Linked DNA regions of Homo sapiens: region 1 is linked to region 2. Evidence: read pairs that join two places in POLR2A ChIA-PET (ENCODE). Cell type or tissue: PC-3. All regions are shown on one strand. Links, peaks and the distances in the headings refer to the core of each region. The heading gives the core; the rest is flanking DNA.

What was found. ChIA-PET counts read pairs that join two places held together with the same protein. Peaks named below come from ENCODE experiments on the same cell type or tissue, not always from the same donor. Only the 100,000 strongest peaks of a DNase experiment are listed, where the experiment ranks them.
Region 1: POLR2A ChIA-PET joins it to region 2 with 11 read pairs; 2 of 35 experiments call an interaction of 5 or more read pairs at or near these places.

The regions. Positions count from the first base shown.
Region 1 is chr12:109,016,044-109,026,137 of GRCh38, forward strand. It overlaps SVOP (SV2 related protein), which reads right to left and starts at 5,025. Exons shown (of 16, transcript NM_018711.5): 1 at 4,791-5,025. The coding sequence starts at 4,825. It also overlaps a transcript of USP30 not described here. In PC-3, for the core only: no CTCF peak of the experiment used is centred there; a DNase peak (open chromatin) is centred at 4,918.
Region 2 is chr12:108,915,495-108,925,588 of GRCh38, forward strand. It overlaps SVOP (SV2 related protein), which reads right to left. Exons shown (of 16, transcript NM_018711.5): 12 at 7,196-7,303; 13 at 4,181-4,292; 14 at 2,549-2,630; 15 at 289-378. Among named protein-coding and RNA genes, the nearest start is that of DAO, 40 kb to the left of the region's middle. RefSeq lists an enhancer at 2,565-3,080. In PC-3, for the core only: no CTCF peak of the experiment used is centred there; no DNase peak of the experiment used is centred there; H3K27me3 peaks cover 3,497 bases.

The DNA of each region.
Region 1 (10,094 bases), core at 1,411-9,410, 100 kb after region 2:
AAGATCAGGGAAACGAATGCTGAGTGGAGGAAAACAATACCAGCACCACAAATCGAGACCATACTCAAAGCCAGGCACTGTGCTGAGAGCTTCCCAGCGATTATCTCTCTGATCCTTACAACAGCCCTGCAGGTATTATCACTGTTCTGACTTCACCGATAGGCACTCAGCCTTGGGGAGAAGAAGGCTTTGGCCCGAGGCCACCCAGATAGGGCCGGAGCCAGAGTTTGAACCCAGATCTGCCTGAGTCAGTTTCCACATTTTTACCTCTGCTATTGATTAAGACCGGCAGAAGTCAGGGGCAGATTTATTAAAATGGTGGACCCAAACTCAATCTTGAAAGACAGGGTTTGTAAGAAAGGAGACAGTAGATTCAGCAAATGCAGGATGATGTCCCAACTCCTTGTCATATACTACAAGACCCTGGATGGCCTACTCCCTGTTATCCTCAGCAGTTTCCCCTCAAGCCACTTGTTCATTAATGATCTTTTGGCTGATTTTGAGACACACCAAGCTTTTTTCCCAATTCAGGGCTTTTACCCATACAGTTTCTTCTTCCTGGAATGTTCTTAATCCTCTCTCTTTTTCCTGAAATCATATCTCCAGAGGATCAGGTCAAATGTCACTTCCTCAGGGAAGCCTTCCCTGATACCCACCTCCCATCTAAAACTAGTTTCCTTACCTGTACCCTGCATTAGTTCTTTTTTTTTTTTTTTTGAGACAGGATCTCACTCTGTCACTCAGGCTGGAGTGCAGTGTCATGATCATGGCTCATTGCAGCCTTGAACCCCCAGGCTCAAGCAATCCTCCTGCCTCAGCCTCCCTAGTAGTTGGGGCCACAGGCATGAGCCACCAGACCTGGCTAATTAAGAAAAAAATTTTTTTAGTAGTAACAGGTCTCAATATATTCCCCAGGCTTGCAGTAGTTCTTGATAGCACTTAAGACAATTCTCATAATTATTTGCAATGATGTGTTCAGTGTCCTCCCTCCTACCAAACCAGTGCTGTCCAATAGAACTTTCTGCAATTATGGAAATGTCCTAGACCAGGGGTCCCCAATCCCTGGGCCAAGGACCCGTAACGGTCTCTGGCCTGTTAGGAACCGGGCTGCACAGTGAGCCTTGGGTGAGTGAGCATTACCGCCCAAGCTCCACCTCCTGTCAATCAGCAGCGGCATTAGATTCTCATAGGAGCGTGAACCCTATTGTGAACTGACACACAAGGGGTCTAAGTTGCAGGCTCCTTATGAGAATCTAATGCCTGAAGATCTGAGGTGGAATGGTTTTATCCTGAAACCCCAACCCCATCCCCCTACCTAACCACCCCCATCCATGGAAAAATTGTCTTCCAAGAAACCAGTCCCTGGAGCCAAAAAAGTTGGGGACTGCTGGCCTACACGTATGCTGTCCAATATAGTAGCCACTAGCCACATGTAGCTATTGAGTATTTGAAATGTGGTTAGTATGACTGAGGGACAGATTTTTTTAAAATTTTACATTATATATATACACACACATTTTTTTTGAGACAGAGTCTCACTGTGTTGCCCAGGCTGGAGTGCAGTGGCACAATCTTTGCTCACCGCAACCTCTGCCTCCCAGGTTCAAGAGATTCTCCTGCCTCAGCCTCCCAAGTAGCTGGGATGTGCCACCATGCCTGACTAATTTTTTTTGTATTTTTAGTAGAGACAGTGTTTCACCATGTTGGTCAGGCTTGTCTCGAACTGCTGACCTCAAATGATCCACCCACCTCGGTCTCCCAAAGTGCTGGGATTATAGGCATGACCCACTGCACCTGGCCACATATTTTCTATTGTATATTATATATACATTTTATATTCTTTATTATACTATATAAATTATTTCATGTACAAAATGCATACTTTAAATTCATTTAAGTTTAAATTTAAATAGCCACATGTAGCTAGTGGCTAAATGTACTATTGGACATTGCAGCTCTAGATTGCGAGGTGCTTAAGCGCAAGAACCATTCTACCTTACTCAGCTGTAGAATCCTTTGTACCTAGGATGGTATCTAAGTAAATCAGTGAAAGAATGGATGGATGAATGAATGAATGAATGAATGAATGAATCGATCAATCAGTGTCTGCAAACTTGCTTTCAAGAAATCATCCTAGAAAGAACAGACCTAGAAAAGTCTGATTTGCACAAGGTCACACAAAAAGGCAGAACTGGATGCAAACTCTCAGCCTCCCAAATCTCCTCTATGTGGTGCTGTCCCAGAGTGGACAGCATGTGAAAAACAATGGTCTTTTGTGGTCTCAAATGAACCACCCCAGAGCTGTGTGAGGGTTCCTTCAAGTGTGAGGAAGGACTGTTTCTTAGACTCCCTCACTCCCTTTCCCCATTCCCCAACCATGTGAACTACTTAGTGGCTTATAATCTGCTAACACTTGGCCTCCCACGGGACTGAGCCTATTCCAAAGTCCACTCTTGCCAACCCTCTACAAGGCACTCTGAATTTTTTTTTAGCCATATTGCTCTCGGGAAATCTGCTGCCTGCAATCTGTGCATAATATACGAAGGGTGTGGTTTAAAAAACATCTAAATCGTGATTTGTAACCCACTCAGATTCATGTGGCCATTCCTTTTAGCTTACTCTTTTTTTAGAAATTGAGGTCAACACATTTCAGGGCTAATTTTGACTTCATTCAAATGTCATTTGGGGTTTGCAGATTAAGATTTTGAGGGAGTCCAGTACAGTAAACCTACATATTTTGTTTATATAAATGATTTTTCAGATGTAATAATAGTAATAGCTAATATGCATTGAGTGCTTTGTGTCTGCCCGGCATTTGGCATACATTATCTCATTTGATCTTCACAATAACCTTATGAATTAAGTACTGTTATGATCCTCATTGTGTAGCTAAGGAAACTGAGTCTCAGAAAGGTTAAGTCACTTGCTTAAAGTCACACAGCCAGGAAGTGGCATAGTAAGGATTTGAACCCAAGTATGTCTGATTCAAGAGATAATGTACTTAACCAGTACACAATTTGGCCTAATAGATAATATATGTATTTATGCCTATTAAGCACCAGAAAGAATAATCAAGAAACTTAACTCTGGGGAATAGAACTGGGGTTTGAAAAGAAAGGAGACTTACTCTTTATTCTTGTGCTTCTCTTTGAACTTTATTTACCTTTATTTATTGGTACATTGTATTATATTCCTATAAAAACCTAAATTTTTACATTTAAATAAGTGAAAACTTCTTATTTTTGCTTTTTTTAATTAAAGAAGGAATTGTCATGATAATGTCAGGTCTATATATTAGTAGATTAAATATACATGACCCTTTTGCAAAGTTCATATACACATGAATCTTTGAAAAGTTCACATCCTCTGACATTATTGAAAAATTTATCCCAGGAAAACCACAGTTCCAATATGTAGTCTAATTCTGAGTACCAAAGTTCACATTTCTGATATTAAATTATTTTTTATTGGGGGTAATCATTTTATTTTTGAACATGATATTTATTCTCAATAAAAGTTGTATGTTTTCCTTGGGAAATTTGTAATCAGACCTTTACATTTTTATGTACTGTTATATCTACGTCTGGATATTATTACTGAACATCCTCTAGCATTTGTGAAATAATGCTGTATTACATAATCAGATATACTATTTGTGGATCAATTAGTAAAACTTTAAAGCAAATTTTAAATTAATTAAAAATTTTGGTGAAAACTAATTTTACTCTGATTGAAAAGTAAACATTACAATCCCCTTCAGTACTCACAGCCTCAGAGAACTGTATCAGTCACACTAAAAGTCACTTGGGAGAATTCCTCAGTAGATTATAGAAAAAAATAATCCACCATTTTTAAAATCAAGAAAATACACACACACTAACTATAATTTATCCTTTCTAACAATCCCAAAGGGAATCTACTCTTACCACTCAAATGGCTAGTGCTTCTAAAAATTAAAACAACCCCTGCCCCACCAATGTTCTTTTTAATGCCCCCTCTCATACTCTTGGAATTTACTTAACAAATCACTATCTGCTTGTGGTAGGAAAAATCTGTAAGCCCCTCTACAAGGCCCCTGTCCTTTCGGTTGCTTGATATTTCCCCCAGATTCTCAGAGCAAATTTGGTTTTTCTTAAAAATCGCCATCCTCAAAGCAGTATATTCCTGATGTTCCGACAGTGAGTCTCACTCTAGCTAGCTGCTACAAAAACCTTTCATTCAGAAGAAGGCAAGAGGTTTCACCGACCGTGCACAGCCCTCTCATTCACACACTTCATAAACAACAGGACTTTGCCCAACCCTCTCCTCTAGGAAGGCATCCCAGTTTTTTTTATCAACCAGTTTGCAGCATCAGTATCATTCCCTTCCAAAAGACCTTGCAGAAAAATTATGGATTTCACAGCATAGGATTAGGGCTGGAAAGGACCGATGTCATTGCATAGACTCACCAATTCTGTCCACATTTCAAAACAGCAGCTAATGCTTTCTTAAAGCTCACATCTGAAAATCCTTTTAGGATTGAGAGCAATTAAAAGGGGAATCATAACCCCCGTGGTTCCCCCATAAGGTCCTGACAGATCTGATAAATGGAACTGAGTCAGAGATACAGAGGCTGGGCTGCTGGGGAAAGAAAATGGCTTGTCTCCTCCAGGCCCTAATTCCTTCCTCTGAAACAGTTCCCTTTAAATTCAAGAAACCATGCAGAGATGTACCCCCCCCCACCCCCCTTGCAGGTTTTCGTTTTTTAAAAGAAAGCCTGTCTGCCTCTTGCTCGCCCCCATGATACTCACGGCAGCTGCCTTAGCTGGAATAAGTCCTCCTCCATGTCCGCGCTGCGCCAGGATGAGCCCTTCTCATGGCCCTTACATGGTAGTGGTGGATGACGAGCCCTCCGGTTTTCAGCACCGGGAAGCTGGACAGCACCCGCGCCGCTTCCTCCCTGGAGCAGCAGCTGTTCGGGGAGGGAGCCGCTGGGGACCAGCCCACGAGACAAAGCCTCCGCCGCCAGGAGACCGCGGCGAGAGTGGGCGGAGAAGAGGAGGCGGAGGGCAGAGCGAGCTGCGCGGGGAGAGGGGGCAGGGAGAGCCCTTCTGCTTGGAAGAGTTCACAGGCTCTCTGGCTGATGGTGTATCACTGGGATGCCTATAGGGCACACCAGTCTGTGAAATGGTTGTCCGGGTACCAGTGAGCACCCTTTGATTGACGATGCGTGTCTAAATGTTTATTTGCGTGGATTCATTAATGTTATCCGTATAACACTCTTGAAACCCAGGCTGCTGTAACAAATACAGGCATGCATTTAAGTACGGTTTACTGAGCACCTATGTGCCAGGCACTGTAATAGGCACTGGGGGTATGACAGAACAAATTCGACCTGTCATTGTCATCGTGGAGCTAAGGGTCTAGTGAAATGAATCAAGAAAAGAAAAATGTAAATTAGGTATGAGAAGGCCAAAGATCACTCATTCTTTCAACAAGCGTTATTGGGTGAATTCTACAGCCCTGACCCTGGGGAATAAAAACATGAGTAAAATAAAGTCTCTGCCTTCAAGATCCTAGATAGTTTAATGGTTCCCCTAAGCCACCTCTCACTAGAATTTCTGACCCCTTTAGAACTTAAGCTCCATGAGGTTTCACTGATGTGTCCCAAGTACTAGAACAGTGTCTGGCACATAGAAGGTACCCCATAAATATTTGTTGAATAAATGGTTCTCAGTTCAGGCTGCATATAAGAATTGCCTGGCTCCATTTCAAACCAATTGAACTCAACTCTCGGGAGGTGGAGGCCAAGCCTGGGTATTTTTTATTTTTTCAATATTTATTTATTTATTTTTGAGACAAGTTCTTGCTCTGTTGCCCAGGCTGGAGTTGCAGTGGCATGATCATGGCTCATTACAGCCCCAACCACCTGGGCTAAAGCAATCCTCCCACCTCAACCTCCCTAGTAGCTGGGATCACAGGCTCATCCCAGCATACCCAGCTAATTTATTTATTGTAGAGATGGGGTCTTGCTTTGTTGCCCAGGCTGATCTAGAACTCCTGGCCTCAAGCAATCCTCCCATCTCGGCCTCCCAAAATGCTGGGATTATAGATGTGAGCCATTGCGCCCGGCCTCAGGGTATTTTTTAAAAGCTCCCCAGCACCATGAAGTGGAAACCCCTGATCAAGTGTGAACAAATGAAAAGAAAAGCTGGAAAATTATACAACAGAAAACTACTAAGATGATCCATGATGGCAACTGGCAAAAGCTATGAGAATGACCGTTGAATGGACACTTACAAGGAACTAAAGGAAGAAGGAAACATTTTTTTCTTTTTTTCTTTAATTGTTGACAAAGGGTGGGGGAAGTTGGAAGAGGGAACAAGAAAACCAATCTGAGAACTGAAAACAATCTCACATCGAATCCATAAAAGGACTTGAAAATCCAAAATTGAATGTGTGCCAGGCACCCGGATATGTACTTCACCATGGTCCCCTTGATCTTTGCAACAATCCTATGAGCAGGTGTGATTTTTATCCTTATTTTGTAAGATGAGGAAACAAGGCTCAGAGAAGGGTAGATTTGCTTGCACAAGGTCATGAGGACAGGAAAGAGTTGATCTGGACTTAAAACCCCGGCAGTCTATCTCCACAACCTGCGCCCTTAAATGCTAGGCTTTCTCTGAGTGTCTCAAAAGAAACCATCCATTGCGGGTATAGTAGGAGAAATTGGAACTATTGAAACATTGGATAACTTTAAACAAATCTAATGTTGGGAAAACCAATTATACAGTGGTACTCAAGCTCCAATGTATTATTTATCTAGTAAATATTAATGAGCAACAACTATGTGTCTGTCACAATGATAGTTTGAACTTATTCATGGCTCCTTCTCACCTCATACTGGAGTCAATCACAAGTTGTCCCACCCACACTTATTTCTAAAGGAATCTCTCCCCCATCCCTGCTGTGCACTACATTTGGTATCACATGATTCCTGGCCACAGCTGATTGGCTAAGAGGGTGGACACTTATCTAAAGACATCCAATCCAAACACTTGTCAGTATCCCCATTGTTGCATAGCTGGGAAAGGGAGCTGGACAACCTGGTACCTTTTCGATTATGGATTCAAATGTCTCTGAAGGTTTTTGCTTTAATTACCCCTTTTCCCTCAATCCTGGTGTCAGGTGGGGCTCTCTAGGGCTCTATGAATATTCATTATGCTCACTCTAAACAGCCCTCTTAGGGGTCGGGTACCATGGCTCACGCCTATAATCCCAGCACTCTGGGAGGCCGAGGCGGATGGATCACTTGAGGTCAGGAGTTCCAGACCAGCCTGGCCAACATGGCAAAACCTCGTCTCCACTTGAAAATAAAAAAACTTAGCCAGGTGTGGTGGCACAGACCTGTAGTCCCAGCTACTCGAGAGGCTGAGGCAGGAAAATCGCTTGAAGCCAGGAAGCAGAGGTTGCAATGAGCTGAGATCGCGCCACTGCACTCCAGCCTGGGTGATAGAGCGAAACTCTGTCTCAATAAATAAATAAATAAATAAATAGCCCCCTTATCATCCCATTTCAGCTTCTACTCATGTGCCTTAATCAGGACTTTTTTTTTTTTTTTTTTTTTTTGAGACAGAGTCTCTCTCTGTCACCCAGGCTGGAGTGCAATGGCGCAATCTCGGCTCACTGCTACCTCCACCTCCCGGATTCAAGCAATTCTCTGCCTCGGCCTCCCAAGTACCTGGGATTACAGGTGCCCGCCACCATGCCTGGCTAATTTTTTTGTATTTCTAGTAGAGACGGGGTTTCACCATCTTGGCCAGGCTGGTCTTGAACTCCTGACCTTGTGATCCACCTGCCTCGGCCTCCCAAAGTGCTGGGATTACAGGTGTGATCACCACCGCGACTGGCCAATCAGTATTTTTTGATGTTCAACAGAGACCAAGTCAAGTTCCTTCAAAGGAAAAAGGGAGTTTGCAGCCTGGAACTGGAGAGTGGTTAAAGCAGGCTCAGTCCTGGGGACTCTCTTCCCAGCTCCACCTCTTCCTGGGTGGGTAACCTCGAGCAGGTTGTCTAACTTTCCGTGCTTGCATTTCCTCATCAGAAATACGGGGATCAATAACCATAACTACTTCATAGGGTGGTGGTCAGAATCAAAGATAAAATGGAGGTGAAGGACCACACACTTGGATGGCACATAATAAGTGTTAGCTGTTGCAATGGTTAAATTAATTTATTTTAATTTTATTTTTTGAGACAAGATCTGGCTCTATCATCCAGGCTGGAGTGTGGTGGTGTGATCTCAGCTCATTGCCACCTCCACCTTTCAGGCTCAAGCCATCCTCCCACCTCAGCCTCCCGAATAGCTGGGATTACAGGTGTGCGCCACCATGCCAGGCTAATTTTTGTATTTTTTATAGAGAGGGGGTATCATCATGTTGCCCAGGCTGGCCTCAAACTCGTGAGCTCAAGCAATCAACCTGCCTCGGCCTCCCAAAGTGCTGGGATTGCAGGCTTGAGCCACCGTGCCCGGCCACAATGATTAATTTTAAGTATCAACTTGGTGGGTTTAAGGAATACCTAGAGAACTGGTAAAGCAGCATTTTTTTTTTCCCGAGACCGAGTCTCGCTCTGTCTCCCAGGCTGGAGTGCAGTGGCGCGATCTCAGCTCACTGCAAGCTCTGCTTCCCAGGTTCATGCCATTCTCCTGCCTCAGCCTCCTGAGTAGCTGGGACTACAGGCGCCCACCACCACCCTGGGCTAATTTTTTGTATTTTTAGTATTGACAGGATTTCACCATGTTAGCCAGGATGGTCTCGATCTCCTGATCTCGTGATCCACCTGCCTTGGCCCCCCAAAGTGCTGGGATTACAGGCGTGAACCACCACACCAGCCTAAAGCAGCATTTTTTGGTGTGTCTGTAAGGGTGTTTCAAGAGGAGATTGCTGTGTGAGTCTGAGTGGACAAAGTTCAGGAAGATCTGCCCTCGATGTGTGAATGAGCACCATCAAATCAGCTAGAGGCCCAGACAGAACAGAAACAGAGGAAAGGTGAGTTGATCTCTTTCTCCAGGAGCTGTTTCTTCTCCTGCCCTTGGACATCAGAACTGCAGGCTCTTTAGTCTTTAGAAACCAAGACTTACATGTGTGGCCCCCTTGGGTTTTTGGGCCCTTGAATTTGGCCCAGCATCCCAGGGTTTCTAGCTTGCAAATGGTCTGTTATGGAAATTCTCAGCCTCCCTAATTATGTTGGCCAATTCCCCTGATAAATCCCTTCATGTATTATATGAGAGATACCTTATATTTATATCTATGTAATATATTATATTATATGAAGATATTATTTATCTTGTTGGTTTTGTCTATCCGGAGAGCTCTGACTAATACAGTGCTTATCATTATGTTGCTCTCTTCACCCCCCAGCCCCCAAATCAATATCTTTTCTACTACCTTAAAATGTTAGCTGGCCTATGAAGGATAAGAAAAATAGATGGTATTGGGAAAAACTAAATCCTCCTCAAGTTTATGGAAATCAACAGAACATGTCCAAAATTGAGAAAACAAAAACTAGCCATATGAGTATCTCATATAGAAATTTGCCTGTAGATACTAAAAGAAGCAGCTAAAAGACTGAGAGTGGGTGGAAGTGGAACTGCCACTTTTTTTTTTTGACAGGGTCTTGCTCTGTCACCCAGGCTGGAGTGCAGTGGTGTGATCACAGCTCACTGCAGCCTGGACAGTAATCCTCCTGCCTCAGCCCAGCTCTAGCGATTCTCCCACCTCAGCCTCCCGAGTAGCTAGGACTACAAGTGTGCACCACCACACCTGGCTAATTTTTGTATTTTTTGTAGAGATGGAGTTTTGCTTCATTGCCCAGGCCGATCTCAAACTCCTGGGCTCAAGGGATCCTCCCACCTTGGCCAAAGGTGCTGGCATTACAGGTGTGAGCCACTGACCCTGGCATGAAGCGTTTTTTAAGTTGTAAATTTTTGGTACTATTTTATTTTTAAAACCATGTGTATCTTACTACCATGATTCTTTTAAATAATTTTTTAATTAAAATAAATTTTTTGAAACAGGGTCTGGCTCTGTTGCCCAGGCTGGAGTGCAATGATG
Region 2 (10,094 bases), core at 1,083-9,082:
TTTAAGCAAAACATATGGCAGCCCAAGGATTTTCTTCACAGGGAAGACCTGGGTTTGACTCCTGGATTGGCTACTTTCCAGCTGCATGACCTTGAGCATGTCATTTTAGCCCCTGAGCCTCTGTTTTCTCATCTGCAGGCAATATTTCTTCTGTCCTCGGGTGTGTTGTTATGATAAAATGAGCGAATGCAACCCGAGGGCTCTGGGGACAGTCGGCATGTAGTAACTGCTTGCCATGCATGGGGTTTTGTCACCCCCCATCCCTCTGTATTTGGGGGCAGCACCTACCTGGGCGATGAACGGAGTGATGAGAGCACCCACTCTTGCCATGCCGCTGCAGGTGCCCAGGCCGAGGGCCCGCGTTGCCGTGGGGTAGACCTGAAACACAGCAGCCGGATATAGGCATGGGGACATGCAGGTTCCTCCCACCACTCCAGCTCCAAGCTGATAGGACCAACCTCAGGGGCAGGCCGGAAGTCAGGGCAAATCCCTCCAGTGCTGGTGACGCCCTTAAGGGACAGGGATCCTCACCCCAAAGGGCATGGGAGGCTCAACTCAGACCTAGGGCAAGAGGCTGAGCTGCGGGTGGGAACCCAGTAAAGGGGTCCACTCTGTCCTGGGGGGGGCTCCCCAAAGACTCCTCCACCAGGAACTGCCACAAGTTCACAACTCAGGGGTTGCTCTCTACCTTCTTCTCATGCGTTCACCTTGAAGCCTGGGTCACAGGTTTTCAAGGGACTTCATAAAGAGAGAGATGGAAATGTTTACAGTCTCTCAGTTTGTACCCAGTAGGGGCCACGTGCTTTGTTAAGTGGCAAAGTGAGAAGGGATTGTGCATCTTCCAGCCCAAGGTAATTAAGAAGGGTATGTTTTCTCCTCTCCCTTCCCATGTCTGCTGGCTGCGAGAAGGACTCCATGGCCCTAAGCCAGAGGGCTTCTCAGCCTGGGCACTGTGGATGTTTTGGGATGGCTCATTCTTTGTCATGGGGGTGGGGGTTGCTGTGCGTTGTAGGATGTTTGGCAGCATCCCTGGCCTCTACCCACGAGATTCCAGCAGCCCTTCTGCCTCCCCATGCCACCTTATGACAATCCAAAATATTCCCAGGCATTGCCAAATGTCCCCTGGGGCAAGATCCCTGGATAAGAAAGGCACACGATGCGAGGAGCCTGGGTTCCCAAATCACTGGAGGAGGAAAGCTGTCCCCCAACCTAGAACACCCATATTGGACTCTTTTATTTTATAGTATTTTATTTACTTATTTATTTGAGACAGGGTCTCACTCTGTCATTCAGGCTGGAGTGCAGTGGCACAATCATGGCTCACTGCAGCCTCGACCTCCCCGGGTTCAAGTGATCCTCCCACCTCAGCCCCACCCCGAGTAGCTGGGACAACAGGCATGTGCCACCACTCCCAGCTAATTTTTGTATGTTTTTTAGGGATGAGGTTTCACCATGTTACCCAGGTTGGTCTTGAACTCCTGAGCTCAAGCGATCCACCTGCCTCGGCCTCCCGAAGTGCTGGGTTTACAGGCGTGAACCACTGTGCCTGGCCTGGGCTCTTTTATAAGTGAGAAGCTGCTCTCGTATCAAAACCCTCCACTCTGGGGGTTCCCTGTTACATTAGCTAACATGTTTTAACAAATGCAATGCTCAGTGTAGAAAGCTTGCAAAGAATAAAAACTTAAAGAGGAAAATATAAAACTCATTCAGGATCTCAACACTCGAGATTTGTCACATTTTTATGTATATTCCTCTAGCCTTTTCTGGATTATATATTGCACATATATCTTCATTCACTTACTTATTCAGCACATACTTCTTCAGTGCATACCATATGCATTTCTACATGATATTTCAATTTACTCAATTACATAAACAATATAGAAATATATCCTCCTTGTAAAAAATCAAAATGCCTAAATTCTCTCCTGATCTACTTCCACTGCCAGGAAAATTCTCCTCATAGGGCCCTACTATCAGGGATATCTTTGGAATGTATCTTCCCAGATATGTTCAAAAATATACACATGGAAAATAGAAAGTAAAATACATAAATGGTATCATATCATACATATTCTGCAATCTGCCTTTTCCATTCAGTAGTATGTCTTAAAATCTTGTCCACATCAATACATAGACATCCACCTCATTCTTTTTTTTTTTTTTGAGATAGGGTTTTGCTCCATTGCCCAGGCTGGAGTACAGTGGCATGACCATGGCTCACTGCAGCCTTCAACTCCTAGGCTCAAGTGATCCTCCCACCTCAGCCTTCTGAGTAGCTGGAACTACAGGTGTGCGCCACCACAGCCTGGCTCATTTTTATTTTATTTTTTTAGAGAGAGGGTCTTGCTATGTTGCTCAGGCTGGTCTCAAACATCCGGGCTCAAGTGATCCTCCTGCCTCGGCCTCCCAAAGTGTTGGGATTATAGGCATGAGCTACCGCGCCCACCACCTCATTCTTTTTAATGGTTTCTGGAAGCAGAGCATCCCCCACAGCCACTCTCCCCCCACTGCCCGTTCCCCAGCAGCTCCCAGACACCCCTCCTACCTCAGGTGTGTAAACATATGCCGCTTGAAAGCCTCCAGAAATAAACGCTCTTGCAATGAAGAGTAACAGAGTGAGCACATTTCTAGGAGGAGGATAAAGGCAGATGATGGCATTTTTTTCTGTCTGCTTGTTTCAGCATAGTCCTATCTTCCCAGGCAGTATCAATGCCCTAGCAATTGGCAAAGGTTACCCCTCCCCGATGCTCATTGATACAGACATGCAGGCACACATATTTCAGTATCATCTTGACAGTCCTGCTTTTGTAAGTTAATCATTCCTCAAAGTAACAGGCTGAGAGATGGGAACACCTGTGGTGCCCAGGATGGGCACAAGATTAGGGAGAAGTGATATAAATAGTGGAAAGCTCAGACAGGAATTTGGCTGAGGGTGGAGCAGGAATTGAGCCAGGGGCCAGCTGAGCTGGGGAAAGTAAACCACTATTTAGTATTCTTAGGATAATTCTGATCCCAACCCTCTGTCCCATTGTTCCCATAAATGTCCCAGAACACTAACATTTCAGGGTCGAAGCTACATCTCCCAATCTTCCTCAGACCAGGAGGTGGCCCACAGATTCCTCACTAGGTGTGGTCTGGGGCCTCTCAGAGATCAATAGAGGCATAAGCCATTTCTATATTTTGAGGCTCTTGGCAAATGGAAAAATGGAGAAATGTTAAAACGGGATTACAAAACGATCTATTTGAAATATTTCCATTGAACAAGTTAACAGTTTTAACATATATATAAATAGCTACATTTATGATCTCATTGGGAGATGATATCAAAAGTCTAAATATGGCATCATTAGAGCAAAACTGGGGCCAAAGTTCTCCCCTGACTACAACCCCCATCAGAGACCCTGATCTTTTATCCAGTTGTGAGGCAGCCATGACCCTCAGTCCTAATGAACACCTACACCTTTTTACCTGTATCTGCACCCACTCCTGGGCCTGCACTGACACCTGCACCCCCACTTGTACCCACACTTGGGCCAATACCCGCAACCTGGGCCGGCACCCACACCCTACACCCACACTTGGGCCTACACTCACACCTGGGTCTGTACCCCTACCTGCACCCACACCTGCACCCATACTTGGGCCAATACCCACACCTGGGCCTCACCCACACTTGTACCTACACTTGGGCTTACACCCACACTTGGGCTTACACCCACACCTGAGCCTCACCCACACCTGTACCTACACTTGAGCTTACACCCACATCTGGGCATCTACCCCACCTGTACCCACACTTGGGCCAATACCCACACCTGGGCCTGCACCCACACCTGGGCCTGCACCTATACCTGCACCCACACTTGGGCCTATACCCACACCTGGGCCTATACCCACACCTGGGCCTGCACCCACACCTGGGCCTATACCCACACCTGTGCCCACACTTGGGTCTATACACACACCTGGGTCTGCACCCATACCTGGGCATACACCAACACATGCACTCACACCTGTACCTGTACCCATATTCACACCTACACCCACACTTGGGCCTGCACCTCCACCTGGGCTTACATTAACACCTGGCCCGCACATCTACCTGGGCCTGCACCCACACCTGCACCCACACCTCCACCTGTGCTCAAACTCATACCTAGGCTTGCAGATCACCTACCTTCCAACACAGATAAACAGCAGGAGGCTGCAGAAGGAGAAGATGACAAAGCACAGGGCCATGGTCTTCTTGCGCCCCAGGCGGTCAATAATCCACAGAGTCACAAGGACACCTGGAAGGGGAGTGGGGAGAGATAGGCAGCTTCCGATGTGATTCCCAATGCCCTCCATCCTCGTAGCACAGCCTGTATCATCCCCTCCCCTGGAGGGTGGACTAGACTTAGTGACTCACTTCTAATGACTAGAAGACAGCAAAAGTGATAAGGTGTCACTTTTGAGGTCAGGTGATAAAAGACTGTGACTTCTGTCTTGGTGTTCTCTTTCCCTGGCCCTTCTCATATATTTGCTTTGATGGAGAAGGCCAGTTGGCAAGGAACTGAAGGTAGCCTCTGGCCAACAGCCAGCAAGGAACTGAGGCCCTCAGTGCAAAAACCTTCAAGGAATGGAATCTTGCCAGCAACCATGTCAGTAAGCATGGGAGTGGATCCTGCCCCAGCTGAGCTTTCAGATGAGACTACAGACCCTGGGCCAATGCCTTGATTGCAGCCACATGAAATATGCTGAAGTAGAACACCCAGAGAAGCCACAACAACTGTGAGATCATAAGTGTGCATTGTTTTAAGCCACTACATTTTTGGGATGATTTGTTACCTGGCAATAGATAACTAACCCAGGCACCAGCAGGAGCCTGAATGATGACATTCACTGAATCCAGGGAACAGGATGTCTGGGTTCTAATGCCTCATTTTCCCTTTAACTTGCCATGTGGTCTTGGGCTAGTCCCTTACCTCCTCTGAGCCTCATTTTCTTCTTCTATAAAATGGGCCTAAAAAATAACACACTCTACCTCAGTAGAGGCAGTATAGCATAGTGCTTATTAGTAATAATAATAACTGAATTTGAGATAAGCATTTTTACATCTTTTTTTTTTTTTTTTTTTGACAGAGCTTCACTCTGTCACCCAGGGTGGGGCGCAGTGGTGCGTGTGATATCAGCTTATTGCAATCTCCGCCTCCTGGGTTCAAGCGATTCCTGTGCCTCAGCCTGCTGAGTAGCTGGGACTACAGGTGCACGCCATCATGCCCAGCTAATTTTTGTAGTTTTAGTAGAGATGGAGTTTCATCATTTGGCCAGGCTGCTCTCGAACTCCTGACCTCAGGTAATCTGCCTGCCTTGGCCTCCCAAAGCACCAGGATTACAGGCATGAGCCACCATGCCCGGCCCCATTTTTACATCCATAATCTTGTTTAGTCATCAAAACGATCCTCTAAAATACATGCTATTAATTTATCAAATAGCATTTTTCCACAGTTATTCAGTCAATGAGCACCTACTGTGTGTCAGGAACTGTTCCAGGAGGTTGGGGCACATTAATGAACAAAACCAAATAAAACAATACACATAGTAAATAAAGAAGAATCTGGGTTTCAGAGAGGTAAAATCACAGAAATGGTGACTGCTTCCAGTTACAGAAATGTCATGTAATGTGACTTTCTTAAAGTCACAGAAATGGAGATTGCAAATGCTGAGTTTAACTTCTAGCCTTCATTCTTACCTACTAAGCTGTGTGGGGAAAGGGTTTTAGAGGAAAGATAGACAGTGTAGTATGGGACTGAAGACTCTGAATTCTAGGGTGGCAGCACAGGTCTTAGCGCTGCCTGCTGTGGGGTACTCAGTATCATAGTTGGGTTTTCCCAGAAGCAAACCCTGAGACAAGGATGCAAGTGCAAGGCATCGACTTGGGAGGTAATCCAAGAAAGGACCAGCAGGAGAGTGGGGAAGTAAATTTGGGAAGGGAAAGCAACAAACAAAAGGTGGGTATCAAGCAGTTGCCCACTACTGTGGGCAACTGGAGCTGAATTCCACTGGGGGACTCAAAAGCCAGCATAGAACATGCGCCTTGGAGTTTTCCTGCTGATGGGCAAGGACGCTGGGGTATTTGTCCACCAAATCCCACAGTATTGTTTAAAGGCTGCTCCCAGGTGCTAACTCCTTGGCACTTCCAGCTACCTTGCTTGCTTTTAGATACAGACACTTCTCATTCCTTCTGAGATAGTCTTCAGGCACAGAATCCTAGCAGTTGCAAGTTGCGGGAACAGTTTCTGCTACACTGGGCAAATTATGTCACCACTCTGAGCCTCAGTTTCTTCAGCTGTAAAATGGGAATAACTAAACGACTTCACAAGATTAAATAAGATTGCATCTGTAAGACATTTAACACAGGCCTTGGCATACAACAGGTACTCAATAAATACTAGAAGTTATTGTAGTTGTAATAATTATTCCTCTTAAAAGAAAAAAAGATAGATCACCTTTGCATCACGTGCAGGTTTGGATTTTTGACACTCTACTGTTCCTTTCCAGTGTGCCTGGTGTTGGAGGATGATTCTCCATGGGTTTCTCATATTTCTACACATCTTATGAGCAGAGGGATCAGCTGCCCTTTTGGACCAGGCTACCATGTCAGAGTTGTTTGTACAGCAAACAACCTTGGAAGATAGGGATACTGTTTCCCTCTGGAGCAAAGGGCAGGTTGGCTTATCGTCCAATATAATAAAGATGATGTCTCCCTTAGGGAGGTTTCTGGCAGGCTATTATAAAATATTTGGGTTCCCTAAGCTTGGGGTTCCCCAGCTGTGTTGAAAATCCATTGCATGTGTAGCCTCCACGTGGGTCCTTCCTCATCATCCCCATGGGACTTGGGGGCAAGGGAAACAGTCACCAAGGTACTACTCAAGCTGCTTGCTATAATAGTCTTTTGTCTCTGACCCAGGAGTCTCATGTCTTCTGCCAGCATGCATGAAACTGGGCAGCTTAACTTGACAGCCTTCAAGTAGGGTAACATCTCAGCCCCTTCACAGTTCTTGACAACTTATAGTTAAGGATTGAAAAACAAAGTCCCTCGCTGACTAAAAATGGGATTTGCTTCCAGGTAGGGTAGACAGAGCCACCAGCTGAACAATTGCCATATTCCCAGGCTTGCCTGACACAGCTTCACCTTGCACAGGTCCCTCACCTGGAAACTCAGAGAGGGTGGTCCACAGCAAGTCCATGTAATCCTCCTCACTCAGGTACTCGCAGGCCAGGCTGCATTTTGCCTCTACAGCCTTCTTCCGACTGGAGACTGGGGTTGGGAGAGAGAAAGAGAGGGGGAGACATATACAGAGTCTTGAATCACACCTTCCTGCTCCCCATACCTCCTTCCCTGGGGTGATTCAGTTTAGATGCCATAGAAAGAGCCCAGACTCAGAGACAGACAGATTCATGTTTGAACACCAAGCCGCAGTGCTCCAGCTTCATCTCTCTAAGTGTGAGTTTCCTCATAAAACTGGGGCAAATAAAAGCACCATGTAAAGGGATTGAGAGACTGAAAGTGGGCTATGCGTATGAATGTGCTTAGTACAGAATTGGCACGTAGTAGGCACTTTAGTGGCAGACAGACTCTAGGGTGGCCCCCATGATCCCCACTTCCTGGTAGTCATATTCTTGTGTAATCCCCTCCCCTTGATTGTGTAGATGGGGCCTGTGACTTGCTTCTAGCCAACAGAGTACAGCAAAGGTGACAGGATGTATGTGATTGCATTAAACAAGACTGAAATGCCCATTGTGCAGGACTGTCTCTTATGCTTTTCCTTGATGACTATGAAGGAGCAAGTGGCCATGTAGGTGGCCTATGTGGTGGCAAGGAGTGGAGGGGAGCCTCTAGTTGCTGAGGGCAGCCTCAGTTGACAGCCAGCAAGAATTTGAAGCTCTCAGTCCTACAACCACAAGGAATTGAATGCTACCAACAACCAACATAGGTGGGGTGGTGGGTCCTTCCACAGTTGAGCTTCCAGATGAGAACACAGACCTCCAGTCCTGGCTGATGCCTTGATTGCAGCCTGGCAAAGGACCCTGCTAAGTTGTGTCCAGACTCCTGACCTACAGAAGCTATGAGATGATAAGTGTGTGCTGTCTCAGGCCACTAAGAAACAACACACATTTATCATCTCATAGTTTCTGTAGGTCAGGAGTTTGTGGTAATTCTGTTATGCACCAATAGATAACTAATACATGGTTATCACCTGTTCCTGTCCCTCACCATCTACCCCTAACCTTTTTATTGAAAGCGAATTGGAGTGGAACCCAATGGCCAAAGAGGTGATGGAAACAAGATCTCATCCCTGTTCCAGGCAGAGTTAATAAAGAAGGATGAATGCTACATTGCTCCCTTCCTGACCTTGCTTTACTCTCAAACTATGGGACTAATCTCCTAAAGATAGAGGTGAAATGGTCTGAAATGTGTCCCTCCAAAATTCATGTTGAAACCTAATCTCCATTGTGTTGGTATTAAGAGGTAGGGACTTTGGGGAAGTGATTAAGTCATGAAGGCTCTTCCATCATGAATGGGATTAGTGTCTTCATTAAAGAGGTTGAAGGGAGCTCCCCAGCCCTTATGCCATCTGAGGACACAGTGTTTGCCCCTTTTATCATGTGAGGATGCCACAAGAAGATGCTGTCTATAAAGCAGAGAGCTCTCCCCAGACACTGAATCTACTGGTGCCTTGATTTTAGACTTCCCAGCCCCCCAGGACCGACAGAAATAAATTTCTGTTGTTTCTAAGTTACCCAGTCTAAGGTATTTTGTTATAGCAGTCCAAATTGATTCACACACCCTATCTGAACCAGCCATTTAACAGGCAAGACTCAGAGAGGGTGAGTGTCCCCCAAAGTTGCTCCACCTACACTTTCCCCATCTCAGTTGTGGCATCTCCATCCTTCCAGTTGCTCAGGCAGAAAGCCTTGGAGGTATCCTTGACTATTCTCTTTTATTATACCCTACGGCCAACCCATCAGCTGTTCAACCTTCAAAATATATTAGAATAGGATTGGCCACATCTCATCACTGCTGAGACAGAGCAGGGACCCTGTCTCAGGAGGCTTCTGCCCACCACCCCCAAACATGGAAATAAAGGAAAATCTTGAGTCCCTTCAAGAGAAATACCAGGCACCTAGCTAGCCTTGAGAAGTAACTGAAGAACTTAATAAACAGGAAGGTAAAAATACCTTAAAATAATAGCCACCCAAGAAGGTTAGAGCCACAGGATGTTTGGTTCCCTATAGAAACTAAAGATAACATCTTAACATATGTCCCTGAGTTGGTTTCAGAAACCCAGAATCCACCAGATGGAAAATGCTGACCACCATTGAGTAGACATAATAGATAAGGGAGAACTGAGGACTCAACTCTGACCACTGCCCTTGATTATAAATCTTTTCCTGAGGGGCCTAGAGAGAGTCAGGCCCACAGGCCAAACCTTAACACTCCTTCCTGCTGACCTCAAGTTTTTGAAAAAGCCTTCCTTTTTTTTTTTACCAATTACAAATCAAAGAATCTCTAAGTCCACCTGTAAGGCCCCCTGATCCTCAAGATATCCCAATTTCAGGGTCCAAACCAAGGTATAGTTTCCATGGATTGACCTCTGATTTTGCCTGTAACTTCTACTTTCCTAAAATGTACCCCTGCCTTTAAAAATCCTTGTTTATAAGCCATCCAGGAGGTCGGATCTTCAGTGTGAACTGCTTGTTTCTCCTTGCTTGGCATCCTGCAAATAAACGCCCTCCTTTCTCCTACTGCAAACTTCAGTGTAGATGTTTGGCTTTACCGTGCCGGGGGAGGTTCGGTTCAGTAATACTGCCGCCATCTTGGTCTGAGCCATCGTCAACCATCCTCTCTCATCTGGATTACCAAAATAACCTTCCAACTAGTCTACCTGCTTCTACGCTTGTACTCACTTTCTCCCCTGACCTCTCCACCCAGCCATGGTCTATTTCCAACACGTCAGTCAAAGGGATACTTTTTAAACCTAAGTCAAATCACTGTTATTCCTCTGCCTAAAACTCTGCAATGACCTCCCATGACACATAGAGTAAAA